Linked DNA regions of Mus musculus: all the other regions are linked to region 3. Evidence: chromatin contacts called from ENCODE Hi-C or POLR2A ChIA-PET data. All regions are on one chromosome and are shown on one strand. The core of a region is the stretch at or near the end of the contact, and the rest is flanking DNA. Distances in the headings are between cores, read along the strand shown.

The links. A loop is a pair of places that touch in the nucleus more often than their neighbours do. ChIA-PET counts read pairs that join two places held with the same protein, here RNA polymerase II (POLR2A).
Region 1: a map of CH12.LX shows a loop between it and region 3 (3-fold over the local background). The contact joins two enhancer-like sites. A Hi-C loop is called at or near these places in 5 of 37 maps with a recorded cell type or tissue (CH12.LX, Patski, T-helper 1 cell and 2 more). POLR2A ChIA-PET finds 5 or more read pairs at or near these places in 3 of 5 experiments (all embryonic stem cell).
Region 2: a map of heart shows a loop between it and region 3 (2.5-fold over the local background). The contact joins two enhancer-like sites. A Hi-C loop is called at or near these places in 11 of 37 maps with a recorded cell type or tissue (CH12.LX, T-helper 17 cell, heart and 2 more). POLR2A ChIA-PET finds 5 or more read pairs at or near these places in 3 of 5 experiments (Patski and embryonic stem cell).

What each region holds. Positions count from the first base shown.
Region 1 is chr6:145,273,743-145,277,839 of GRCm38, forward strand. No RefSeq gene overlaps it. Among named protein-coding and RNA genes, the nearest start is that of Gm15706, 25 kb to the left of the region's middle. Within about 2 kb of position 2,614, at least 1 of the 3 ENCODE cell types and tissues checked has a DNase peak (open chromatin) inside an H3K27ac peak, as active enhancers do; it is heart, where a contact is called at or near this core.
Region 2 is chr6:145,302,055-145,305,978 of GRCm38, forward strand. No RefSeq gene overlaps it. Among named protein-coding and RNA genes, the nearest start is that of Gm38926, 44 kb to the right of the region's middle. Within about 2 kb of position 1,602, at least 1 of the 3 ENCODE cell types and tissues checked has a DNase peak (open chromatin) inside an H3K27ac peak, as active enhancers do; it is heart, where a contact is called at or near this core.
Region 3 is chr6:145,338,054-145,342,228 of GRCm38, forward strand. No RefSeq gene overlaps it. Among named protein-coding and RNA genes, the nearest start is that of Gm38926, 8.3 kb to the right of the region's middle. Within about 2 kb of position 1,983, at least 1 of the 3 ENCODE cell types and tissues checked has a DNase peak (open chromatin) inside an H3K27ac peak, as active enhancers do; it is heart, where a contact is called at or near this core.

The DNA.
Region 1 (4,097 bases), core at 1,364-3,863, 64 kb before region 3:
GCGCTGGGGACTCAACCTCACTCTTCCCCTCTGAGCCATCTCTCTAGTCTCCACTGAGTCTCTCCCTAGCCTCTGATTTAATTTGATTTTTTACAAACAAGTGTTATGTTTTAGCTCAGTTCTACATTTACATGAAAGCTGTGGAAACTGGCTCAAGGATGTAGCTTGGTGGTAGACTGCTTGATTCTTGTGCATGGGTCCCTGGGTTCAATTCTCACACACTGCAGAGAAAACAGCTAGATAAATGACTCCATTCAGTAATCTTTGAACGTGTTCGGCATTGAGCACATGACTTCGCCTGCTTAGCTTCCAATGTCCTTATCTTCAAGATGAGATCTACAGAGCCGTTTTATGAGTTTGTCAGAGTAACTTTCTTAAACCTTCATTCTTGTTGCGCAACAAATGTCAGCCTTGCCCTCAGCTGTGTGACTGGGTTTCTTTAAAGACTGCTTGTCATTCCTGGATGGACAGGCCAGTCCTTTATGACTTCGCAGCCTCTGTGTCATCTGTCCCAGCCTCTTGGGTAGTGGCCACACCCCACCAGGACTCAGATTACTTAAGAGTTGTGTTCCAATTAGAAAAGGAAAGTTCTTATTCTAGGAATTACTGACTATGTCACCGTGAAATTGGAGCCATTTCAAAGAGCTGACACACTTAGAAGGCTGGAAGGAACTAGAACCACGTGCTTCATATTCTCCGGCATGGTTGCTCCCCAGCCGGCTGAATTCACCTAGAAATGAGTAAGATCAACTGACTCGCTCGTGTGAGAAGAGTCAGCCATCAGACCAGAGTAAAAGAAGATTTTCAAGACCCTGTCTCCTGTGATGCTTCATGCTGGGCTGAAAAATGAGCACAGACACATATAGTTTTTTGTTTTTTTGTTTTTTTCTAAAACCAAACCCCACACCTCTTTGACTTTTATTTGTAAAGAATCTTCCTAGTTTTGAAAATTACTTAGAGTCATTATTATGGGGAACTGTCCATTATTATTTTTTAAGATAATCATTTTTGGATCTTAGCAGTATACCAAGAACCATGCCAAAGGGTGGTATTTTCGAATCAGCCTCATCATGTCCTCTATGCAGATGGCCCTGTTTATGGGCCTGTTTCCAGAACCGGTGTCTTTAGGCCCAACAATGACTGTTAATGAGGCTTTAGCAAATTCTCTGGGGCTGACCACAGGTAGGAATACCTTTGCTGGGTATTGGTCTGATGGTCTGATCATGTAGACAATGAGGAATAAGGCAGCCATGGATCTCCACAGAGCAGAGCAGAGGTAAGACAAACTGGGAGTTGTTGTAATAAAATTTGATGAGACTTATAAAGTCTGGAGTCTCACAGCAGTCAAGTCAAAGCGTAGTTTGATGGTGACAGTGTGAGGAGCTGACGCTCACTATGAGAAATGTGGGTTGTTGACAACATATGCCATTGAATCCACAAACTTACAGTCCTTTAAGGCCTCCTTTCTGCCCCCACACTTTACCCTCCCCCTCCTTTCTCCTCAACTCTTTTCTTTTTATACCCTTTCCCCTTGGCCCCTTTTCTTTTATACCTAAGTTAAGAACATAGTTTCTTTTTCATTAGTATTCAAATTGCTATCTCTTTGTTTTTAACTGGAATTGGGGAGCTTCCTCAGGTCAGAAGGCACTTTCACTAGAAACAACCAGAAACAAACTAACCAGAAACTGAGTTCAAACACTTAGTGAGCCTCTTTACGATGATCAGTTCTTATTAAACAATACAGACTTAGGCAAAATGAGTCAGACATAAGGATATCGCATTCCCCGAGACCATTTGAACTCTAAGAAGTATTTTCTATTATTAAAGTAGTTCACCAGGCAGTGGTGGCACACGCCTTTAATCCCAGCACTCGGGAGGCAGAGGCAGGTGGATTTCTCAGTTTGAGGCCAGCCTGGTCTACAGAGTGAGTTCCAGGACAGCGAGGGCTACACAGAGAAACCCTGTCTGGACAAACCAAAAAAAAAAAAAAAAGTAGTTCACTTGTTTTTGCCCAGTCCAAAATATTGGAAAAACAATGTAAAATACATTCTGAAACTCATATCCCAAGAGGTCTGTCAGTCCTCCAATTTCTTAGAACAGGTGTCTTATTTCCATACCTAAATTTATGCAGTTTGGGGCTTCACCTGGATGGGGGGGGGGGGGAAGAGCAGACTTTCTTGCAAAATCAAGCAAGCAAACAAAGGAATTCCCCCACCTCCACTCCCCTTGCCCTGCACTTTAAAGCTAGATAGAGAAGTCACCTAACTGAAACTTCAAAACAATGTGGCCTTGGATTTGAGTTTCAGTCTGGCGGTTTGAGGTTTGTAGGACCCCCAAGGCCACACACAGCATGTGGAGTGCCTTGTCTGTCCCAGATGACTTCTGCTATTATCGTGTTAATTTGATCCTTTGAAGGTGCAAAGAATTAGAAATAACCACCTGATCATCTGTTCCAGGTTTGCTTAAAAGCGAATGGTGAGAAAAAGTAGGTAAAAGTTGAAGGGCCCGTTGACTGGCTAATGGAGAACTCACTAGCCTGTCTTGGCCATCGGGCGGGCGAGCTGTGAGGAACAGCTCCAGCGAGGGCGCCTCCGTTCCCCTCCCTTGACCAGCACTCAGCTCCCCTCCCGTGACGTCACGGGAGACCTTGGCTCCTTGCCACGCCCATGACTCAGCTCTAGCGTCTGCTTTTCTCCACCTGCTTATTTTCTAATTACTACCACTGACTTCGCTCACTTTCTCTCAGTCTTGCGGCTTTGCTTACTCATGGCTTCTGTTTCCTGTCTTCCTTCCCTCCACTTCTGCATTTACCCAGCGTTGACCCTCCCAGGATGTTTCCTACGCAAATTCTGCAAGACAAAAGAAAGTTGAGTGCTACATTCCAGGCCAGGAGACTTCAGGTCCCATGCCCTCCCTGACTAATTAGCAAGTCTCAACAACAGCAAGGACGTAGCAACACACCTCTAGGGAGCATCTCACCAAGCCACTGTGATGCTTTGCACGGGAGAGCCACAAACTGTTGTAACCAAAGACACTTAGCCTGAAAGACTGCACGGTGTTTATCATTCAATTTTGAAACTAAACAAAGCCTGGTGTTAAGGTATGTTAGTGGTCCTCATCACTGCAGAACCTACCGAATATGGAAAAGTCTAAAGCTTGGCTGGTAAACCCTGCCAAAAGTGAGCCGCTTTGGCCGAATTGTCTTTGCTTAGGAGAGTGAGTGGTATTGGTATATGCATTGAAGGAAGATTGCTGACTTTAGAAAAAGTAGAGTAGGAAGCGAACAAGAAATGCGTCCTTAGTTTCCCACCTCGGGATGCTACAAGGAAGTGGGAAGGCAGAAACAGGACTAGGATCAAAACCACAAAACCGGCTACTCACCCAGAGCCCAGGCTTTCTGGGCTGGACTTCGTATGTGCACAGGCATATCTTTTTCTTTGCTGGAGGAAGATTCCATAGTGTAACAAAGACTTTGAAACTCTCATTAGAGAATCTCCAACCCCAGCTCCAGGCGCTTATTCTGCCAATACGATTTCGCCATTTCCTCCCTTAAACAATGTGAGTGACAGAAGCTCTGTCCTAGGTTTGACGTGGGGTATAAAGAAAGGCCTCGGGCCGCATATCAGGAGGAAGGCTTGCGTTAACTCTTGTCAAATGTTAAGCATGCCCAGTCATGCATTAATCAATCCTTCAAGACTGACTGAGAGGGGCAACTTCCATCACACCCATAAATAAAGCCGCAGACTGTGGGGTGTGCACAGTGCTTGGCAGGGAAACATTTATAAGTGATTTGTCATAAGGATATTCATATCTATTACAGACATTGATTTTGTTGTAAGAATCTAATGTTTTGAGCCTTTTTTTTTTTTTTTTTTTTTTTTGGCTGTACAATCAAGGGATTAGGAAGAAGATAAGGAGGAGACATTACCTCACAGGCTATCCACACATATTATCTCTATATAATTTAGTTGTGATTATAATTATAATTCCCTAAAAAGCACTCATGGCTTTTCAAATATGAGGTATTACCATTTTGTAATTATTAATCACTCCAACCTTCTCTGTATTCTTTCTTAAGAGCGTCTGAAAACACTAAT
Region 2 (3,924 bases), core at 352-2,851, 36 kb before region 3:
GGGCTTTCTTCACTGATTAAATATCTGAGGAGAAAGGAAAAAAGTTCTGGGCTCCCAGTCTCTCTGCTCCTGCAACTTGAAATCCCATCAATCTAGAGGAGGAAGTTCTAAGAGGGCAAGCTTCGTTTCACTTTAGGCAGGACAGGAAGCCAGGATGTGTAACTCCAGACAATTAACAAAACGGAATAAATAAATCCTTCAAAAGAGAGCTGAGACAAAAAGATGGCGGAGCGAGAGCTAACGCATGGCGTGGTGGTGCCTGCCTGTGCCCTCAGAGGTGGATAGGAAACAAACGGGAAGTCAGGTCAGTTTCGGCAAACTAGGAAGTTCAAGTCTAGCCTTGGCTACGCAGCAAGACCTTATCCCATTCAAAACAGATCAAAACACCCAATGAAGGTTTGATAACGTCTTAGCCACTTTCTCCCTCCTGTGATAAAACACCTGGAGAGAAGCAGCTTCAAGGAGGAAGGGTTGGTGTGGGTTTGCCGTTCCATCCTGGGGGAAGATGTGTCAGGGGCAGGGGAGAAGCTGGCCCCGTCACTTCCATAATAAGCAGAGGTGAAAGAATCCGCTAGAGCTTAGCTTGCTTCTCCATTCATGTAGTCCAGGATCCCCGGCCCAGGGAATGGTCCTGTGCACAACGAAGATGAGTCTTATGCATCAGTTAATGTAATTAAGACTCTCCAACAGGCTCGTTCATAGGCTCATCTCAGCAGGTGACTCCAGAGCCTATCAAGTGGACACCCAACGCTCCATCACAGTGACAAAGAGTAGGGCATTAAAACGGGGCTGGGGAAGATAGGCGTGCAGAGTGAAGGAAGAGTGGCCGAGCAGGGAGGAGATGAAAACCTTAGGGGTGAAAGACAGGTAGAGATGAAGGCCACGGAAAAGTCTGGAAAGGATGAAATCAGACTGAATGACGAAGTTTACCTAGAGAGGAAGTAAGTTCTAAGCCCCCAGAAGTGTAGGGAAATCGGCCCTCGACATCTGTCATTGCGCCGGAACCAACGTTGCCTGATGGCTGTTTTCTCCACGGGAAAGAGGAAGAGAGCAGGAGCAGCCTGGGGGGAGGGGGAGAGGGGGGCCTCCAGCGGGGCATTTCAGAGGCGGGAAGAGAACATCATCATCGGTGTAATGCTCTTCCCGACTCTGCATCAAGCTGCTGAGTGACCCACCGCGGGCAAACTCCCTTGTCAGCCTCCTGTGAGATGCACAACTCCTCTGGATCTTAGACATCTCCTTTCTCCAGTGCTTTTTTTAAAAAATACATTTAACACCTCATGAAAAACTGGAGTGCTGGGCTTAAAGACACGCACTACCACCGCCTGGCACTTTTGGGTAATATTCATTTGCCATGCCTCAATTCATGAAGAAACATCGCTTGGCGAGAAAATCCCAGCCGTTGGCAGCTGTAAGGTAAGCACCCCTGGGTCCCTCAAACTGCTTTAAGGACTGAACTTCAGAGAGAAGACACTGGAATTTACAGAGCCCACAAAGCCAGTTCGTCCCCTCCCCCATACTTCGTTTCCTAGAATCCAGTGGAATGGGCAGTGGAATGGTCAGAACATCTTTGCGATACTCTGGGCCAGATCGCCCCATCCCTCCGGCTCGCAAAGCTGAGCAGAGTGCAATGGCTTCTAGCCAGGCCTTTGCCCTGGGAACCTCAGACAGGAGGCCAGGGGGATGGGCAGCGAAGGCTTCCTGTGTGGTGCGGTTCTGCTGTGCCTCAAAGAACTGATGAGAATAGCACTTCACAGTCCTTTCATCTCGGGAGCGCAGACATTTTTAACCGACTGATAATTCCATTGTGCAGACAGGAGCACGAATCCGGAAGCAACAGAAGTGGGGCCTCAGCCACTCCGTGTGCTTAGCAGGAGCGAGGCTTCGCATTGCTGAGCTCTTCCAAAGTGTCCTCCCTGCACGAGGCCGCTGTTGACTAGGCTTTTATGCTAACAAGCCAGAAAGGCAGCCTGTACTGCCAGCGTCGTTTTATAAGGCAGCCCCACTGGAAGACGATATTTAAGGGTTATACCACAGCATTGATCTTCATAGAGTTGCTCCATCAACTGGGATCTCTAGCATCAAGCAAAAAGTAACCTTTAATGTTTTTTAATTACAGCTAGGAGATTTTAAATTTTAAATTTAGTTCGTTAATTGTCATTGTGCGCATGTGATATGTGTAGGCATGGTGGAGGTCAGGGGACCACAATGTGAGTCTGTTCTCTGCGTCCACTTTGTGTGGGTTCTGAGTACTGAACTCAGGTTGCCTGGCTTGCTTGGCGAGCTTAGTGTCTTTGCCGAGGGAGCCATGTCACAGCCTCACAAGACCATTTTTCCAGGAAGAAGCCTTCACTTGGAGTTAATTTATATAATCTTGTGAGAATGAATTAAGAGAATTCATTGTGTCCTCCTATACACAAGATTAAAAGCACCAAGTTTATATACAATAGCAGGCAAAGACACTGGCTGCCAATGACCTAAGTTCAATCCCTGGAACCCACGAGGTAGAAAGAGAGATCGTCTGAGAGTTAGCCCCTGGGCTCCACCATGGCATACACGCACACGCACACACACGCACACACATGTGTACCTTCTCACAACTATAAATATAGTAACACTCTAATATGATGGATGTGGACAAATTGCAAATCTACAAGAATAAATGTAATTTTTAAAAATTAAAAAAGCTGTGAGCATCCACTTCTGTATTTGCCAGGCACTGGCATAGCCTCACAAGAGACAGCTATATCAGGGTCCTGTCAGCAAAACCTCACAGTCATCTATTGGATGGAACACAGGGCCCCTAATGGAGGAGTTATAGAAAGTACCCAAGGAGCTGAAGGGGTCTGCAACCCTATTGGAGGAACAACAATATGAACTAACCAGTACTCCCAGAGCTCGTGTCTCTAGTTGTATATGTAGCAGAAGATGGCCTATTCGGCCATCAATGAGAGGAGAGGCCCTTGGTCTTGCAAAGATTATATGCACTAGTACAGGGGAATGCCAGGGCCAGGAAGCAGGAGTGGGTGGGTTGGGGAGCAGGGCAGGGGGGAGGGTATAGGGGACTCTTGGGATAGCATTTGAAATGTAAATGAAGAAAATATCTAATAAAAAATTGTTTTAAAAAATAAAAACGTCTCCCACTAAGTACACAAATATGAATACAAAATACTTAAGAATACTTAGGATATTTTCTTGGGCAAATTATGCATATTTCTCACCTATGTGGAATTGAGGTTTGTGCACTTGGGTACGTCTTAAGTAGAAAGGGGACTGAGATGGAGGGGGAAATCTTGAGTGGGAGACAAAGAAGCAGGATGAGACATGTGACATAAAAGCAAAAATGGGGGGCTGGTAAGATGGCTCAGTGGGTAAGAGCACCCGACTGCTCTTCCAAAGGTCTGGAGTTCAAATCCCAGCAACCACATGGTGGCTCACAACCATCCGTAACGAGATCTGATGCCCTCTTCTGGTGTGTCTGAAGGCAGCTACAGTGTACTTACATATAATAAATAAATAAATCTTTAAAAAAAAAAAAAGCAAAAATGGGAGGGGATTGGCACCATCATGGCACAGAGGAGGGGGTGCAGTGAAGCAGAGGTAAGGGCAGGATGGTGTGTGTGTGTCTGTGTGTGTGAGCTCGTGTGTACATATGCACGTGTGAGTGTGTGTCTGTGCATGTGCATGTATATGTGCATGTAAGTATGGATGTGTATACAAGTGTGTGTCTGTCTGTTCATGTGCATGTGTCTGTGTGTGCACACGTGTGTGCCTCTCTGTGTGTACATGTATGCACATGTATGTGCATGTGTGAGTGTGTCTGTGCACATGCGTGTATATGTGCATATGTATGTAAGTATGTATGCGTGTACATGTGTGTGCACATGCACACATGCATGTACATGTGTGTGTCTGTGTGTGCAT
Region 3 (4,175 bases), core at 733-3,232:
GTAAAGCTCCACCTCCTCTAGTAAAGCTCCACCTCCTCTAGTAAAGCTCCACCTCCTCTAGCAAAGCTCCACCTCCTCTAGTAAAGCTCCACCTCCTCTAGTAAAGCTCCACCTCCTAAAGGTTCCATCCCTGCAAAGTCACCCAGTAGCCAGGGACCCACATATGAGCAGGTGGGAACCTTTCACATCCAGACTGTAGTAGTGTAGTAGGGATGTTGAGTCAGAGATAAGTGGTACCGAAAGCTGTCATTGGGGCAGCAAAGGGTGCGGGCAGCCCAAGAGGCTGTGTTAAAACTCTCACATTTAGGAAGGCACCCTAAAAATTCTAGCATGTAAGGGACTGGGGAGAAAGCGGAGGCAGAGACATCAGGCTTGAGGCCACTGGCAGGAGAAACAGGTTAATTTCCAGTCCACAGATGGGGAAACCAAGCCCCTGGCTTCACAGGGTTGCCTAGGGCCGACTGTCCAGTTGGGGTTAACCCAATTAGTGTAAACCCAATCAATCAGATGGCCGCCTTCCAGAGTTCTTGTGTCCAGTACTCACAAGTGTGGCCTTACAGTTTCTCATTCAAATATCGGATCCTAATGACAGTCCATCTTCCCAAATGAGGCTAGTCCAGCCTGCTCTTGTCTAAGAGTGGATAGAGCAGTCACCTCACAAGGGGATCCGTGCACACCGTCTGACCTTGAAGAAGGTTGTTAGCTAATCTGAGCACTACTCAGTTTCCTAGGCTCTCAGTACGATTAGTAAGAAGAGGTTCTGCCACTGCCAAGTGGCTGCCCAAAGTTTAATCATTAAGCAACTTTACAGAGCACTTTTACAAATTCAAGACAATTGGAAAATCAGCTTAGTTTACCTTGTTTTCCCAAACCATTTTTTTTTCTAACTCACGTTAGATACCCCTGACAGCCACCATGTTAAACCAGGATTAGGGTGACTGTAGTTGGTGGAGAGCAGGGACGAACAAAGACATCACTGTCACAGCCCCTCCCCCAGAGACAGGTGCAAAGGGCAGCTAAGAGGCTTTGAGAACTGTGTGAACTCTGGCCTGGGCTCCGTCCTACCAGCGGTCGGTCCCAGTGAGTCTGAGAATTGTTTTCTTATCTGTAAATTGGGCTCAGCTCACCCGATACTGTGAGAGTTTAACGGTCTCATGTGTGTCGGAGACCTCCAAATGTTGCCCACAGGACTGTCCTGTGACCAGCTGTAGCAACTGCCTTTGTTTCAGCCTTGCTGGCTGTCATAGGGACTGAGTGTAGAGCCAGTCCAGCTAAGGTGGGAGAACCTTGCAATTGCCGGGGAGCCATCCCCAAGCAGGGGAGGCAACAGCACAGATTTCCCAGAAGTCAGACAAACGAACGAACGTATCCAGCTTCATTTCATCCTTGGCTTTGTGCACAGCAACGTTAAATCCTGCACTGGATCTGCTCCGAGTGTGAGACCAACCTGGGCTACACAGCTTCAGGTCAGCCTGGTCTGTAGAGATCTATGTCAAGCACACCTTTCTAAGGAAGAACAATAACAACAACAACAACAAAAACCAAACAGACAGACAGTCAAACAAACAAAAAAACAAGAAGGGACCAGGCACACCCCAGACCCTTTGGTGGGTAACAACCCAATCTTGGCTTACTGAGAACTGTATTTGTGGAGGTAGCTGAGAAGCCTTTGTGTCCTGCATACTAGTGAGGGTCTCCCCATTCGCCATCTGTTCGTTAGGTTAGGGTGGTAATCATAGCACTTTAGGTTAGCTCCTTTCTACAAACCCATCTAACAGCCTGATTGTCCTTAAACGAATCTGAGGTCTGTGTCATTATACACTCAGGTGAACAGGCACCCAGGCATACTAAACTTGGTCAGTGTCTCCCTAGGGCAGCACCCAGTGCCTGAGCTCACCGTCAAGACCAAATTCTGCTATAAGATAGAGGTATAGGGGAGGAGGAGAGAGGAAGCCAGCCAGCTTTGCAGACACCGGGTCCTATTCAGGGCTCCTCCGTCCTCTGATGTCATGCGCTTCCTGCTTTCGCACTGCAGAGTCTGGCGATCAGTCGACTGAAACGGGATGATCACCGCCACTATCTTGCATCTTATTTTCCATGATCACACTGTCACCTAGCCAACTGCCCCGCCCCCTAATCCCACGACTCTTGGCTTTCCAGCTCGTATTGTCTTCCCCTCCCCCCCCCTCCAGGAAGACGGCTTCCAAGCAGCAAGTACCAGGAAACCCCACTACTGGTGGTGACTCCGACTGAGGCTTGGGGTGGGGTCGGAGTGAATCTTCTGCTCTTGCTTGAGAGTCCAAATCCCTAGCTTAAAAAATGATTTAAAGTATATAATATACATATATATGTGTAAATTCGTATGTATAGTCAAGCTGGGCGCGATGGTGCACGACTGCAACATCGGTCTGCAAACTCAGACTTGAGGCAGGAGTTTCGCTGAGAGTTCGTGGACAGACCAGCTTGTGTTATACAGTGGTCTACAGTTCAGCTTAGGTTAGAGTTAGATTCTGTCCAAAGAGCTAAAAAAAAGAGAAAGGAAGGAAGGAAGAAAAGGGAAAGGAAGAAACATTAATTGTTCAAGTGACAGAGCTCTCCCTCTGTCCAGGAGCCCAGGCAAGGACCATTAGGAGCGGGGCGAGACCATTGCACTCTGCACTCTCCGTCCGGGCCCAGCCCCCTCCCCCCCTCGACACCCGCCACCGCGCAGCTCCGCGCCGCCGCCCAGCGAGCGGGAGACTCCCCAGGGCTCTTTAAATACGAGCTATAAATACCACCGGGCTCTGAGAGCACGTCACCGCCCCGCCGGCTTCCGATTGGCCGCTCTGGGTATCTCATTTGCATAGGGGCTGACACAACCGTGCCGCGACCTGGACGGGAGCGCGCCTGCCCCTCCCCGGCAAGACAGTGGGCGGAGTCGCCGGACCTGCCGACCGCCAGGTCTGAAGTAGGGCGGGGTGGGTTGGCATGTGTCCGTCATCCCTGCCTCGCAGAGGCTGAGACAGGAGGATTGCCTTGAGTTCCAGGCTGGCCTGGGCTATGTAAAAATGTGGAGAGAAAACTATACATATATACATATATATGAATATATATACACACATACACATATGTATGTGTGTGTGTATACACACACACATATATATACATATACATACATACACATATATACACATGCATATATTTTTAATGAAATAAAATGGGGCAGGTGGTGGTCCAGTAGGACGTCCTTCGCCTTCAGGGAACATCAGCTCTGCCCGCCGATTGACACTGGATCTTTTTGCTTTCTACGAAAAGTTTTCAAGGAGACCCGGGAGCAGATGCTGCGGGTGGCTCCTAGCGGCTAAATTTAAACCACGTGAGAGCTGACCCGCCACGGTTCTGTGAGATGACTGGCCACTCCGATGCTCAAAACAGACTGCGTGCTGTGGTCGCTGTAAGACGCAGCGAGCTGGAGAAGAAAGCCAGCAGGGCTCGGAGATGCAGGACTTACGATGTCTCCCGGTTTAGAACCAAATTTAAACTGCATCCGGGTGCGGTGGAGCTGAGGCAGGAGGATTGAAAGCCACGTAGTGAGATCCTATTTGCAAACAAACACCCAAGCCGAATTTAAAAAGCAAAAAACAGTGTCTCCCTCCAGCCGGGGGTTAAAAAGCCAGGTCCTGAAAGCAGGCGCGGCACATCCAGGAGGGTCTGTCAGGTTGTGCGAAGTAGTCAGACAAAAAGCACAAGCCACAAACATCTTACTAAATTATATTAATCGACGTTCTCCCGTGACATCTGTGTAGTCCTAAATAACCCAGAGCTCATTCAGCGACTTCATGTAACAGTGAAGACAATGCCTCAAAGCGGACTGCTTCGTAGTTTGCAGTTTTTTTTTTTTTTTCCTAAGAGAGAGAGACAGAGACAGAGAGACAAGTAAGCGCTTTGGATTCTAGCAAAAGAGCTCCCTCTGCTGGCAAATGCTTCACCATCACAGATACCCATAGACAAAGATGGGGCAGGCTGGTATCAGGACTCTCAGGGCGAGCTGCCAGAGCTTCAGGATGCTGTTAGGTGAAATCACAGATGCCATTTTTTTGGTTACTCTCAAGTAAATGAAATCATACAATTGTGAATGTTGCTTTATGTTTTTAACCCACACATGCCAATAAAAGCCATTTTTAAAAACCTTATAA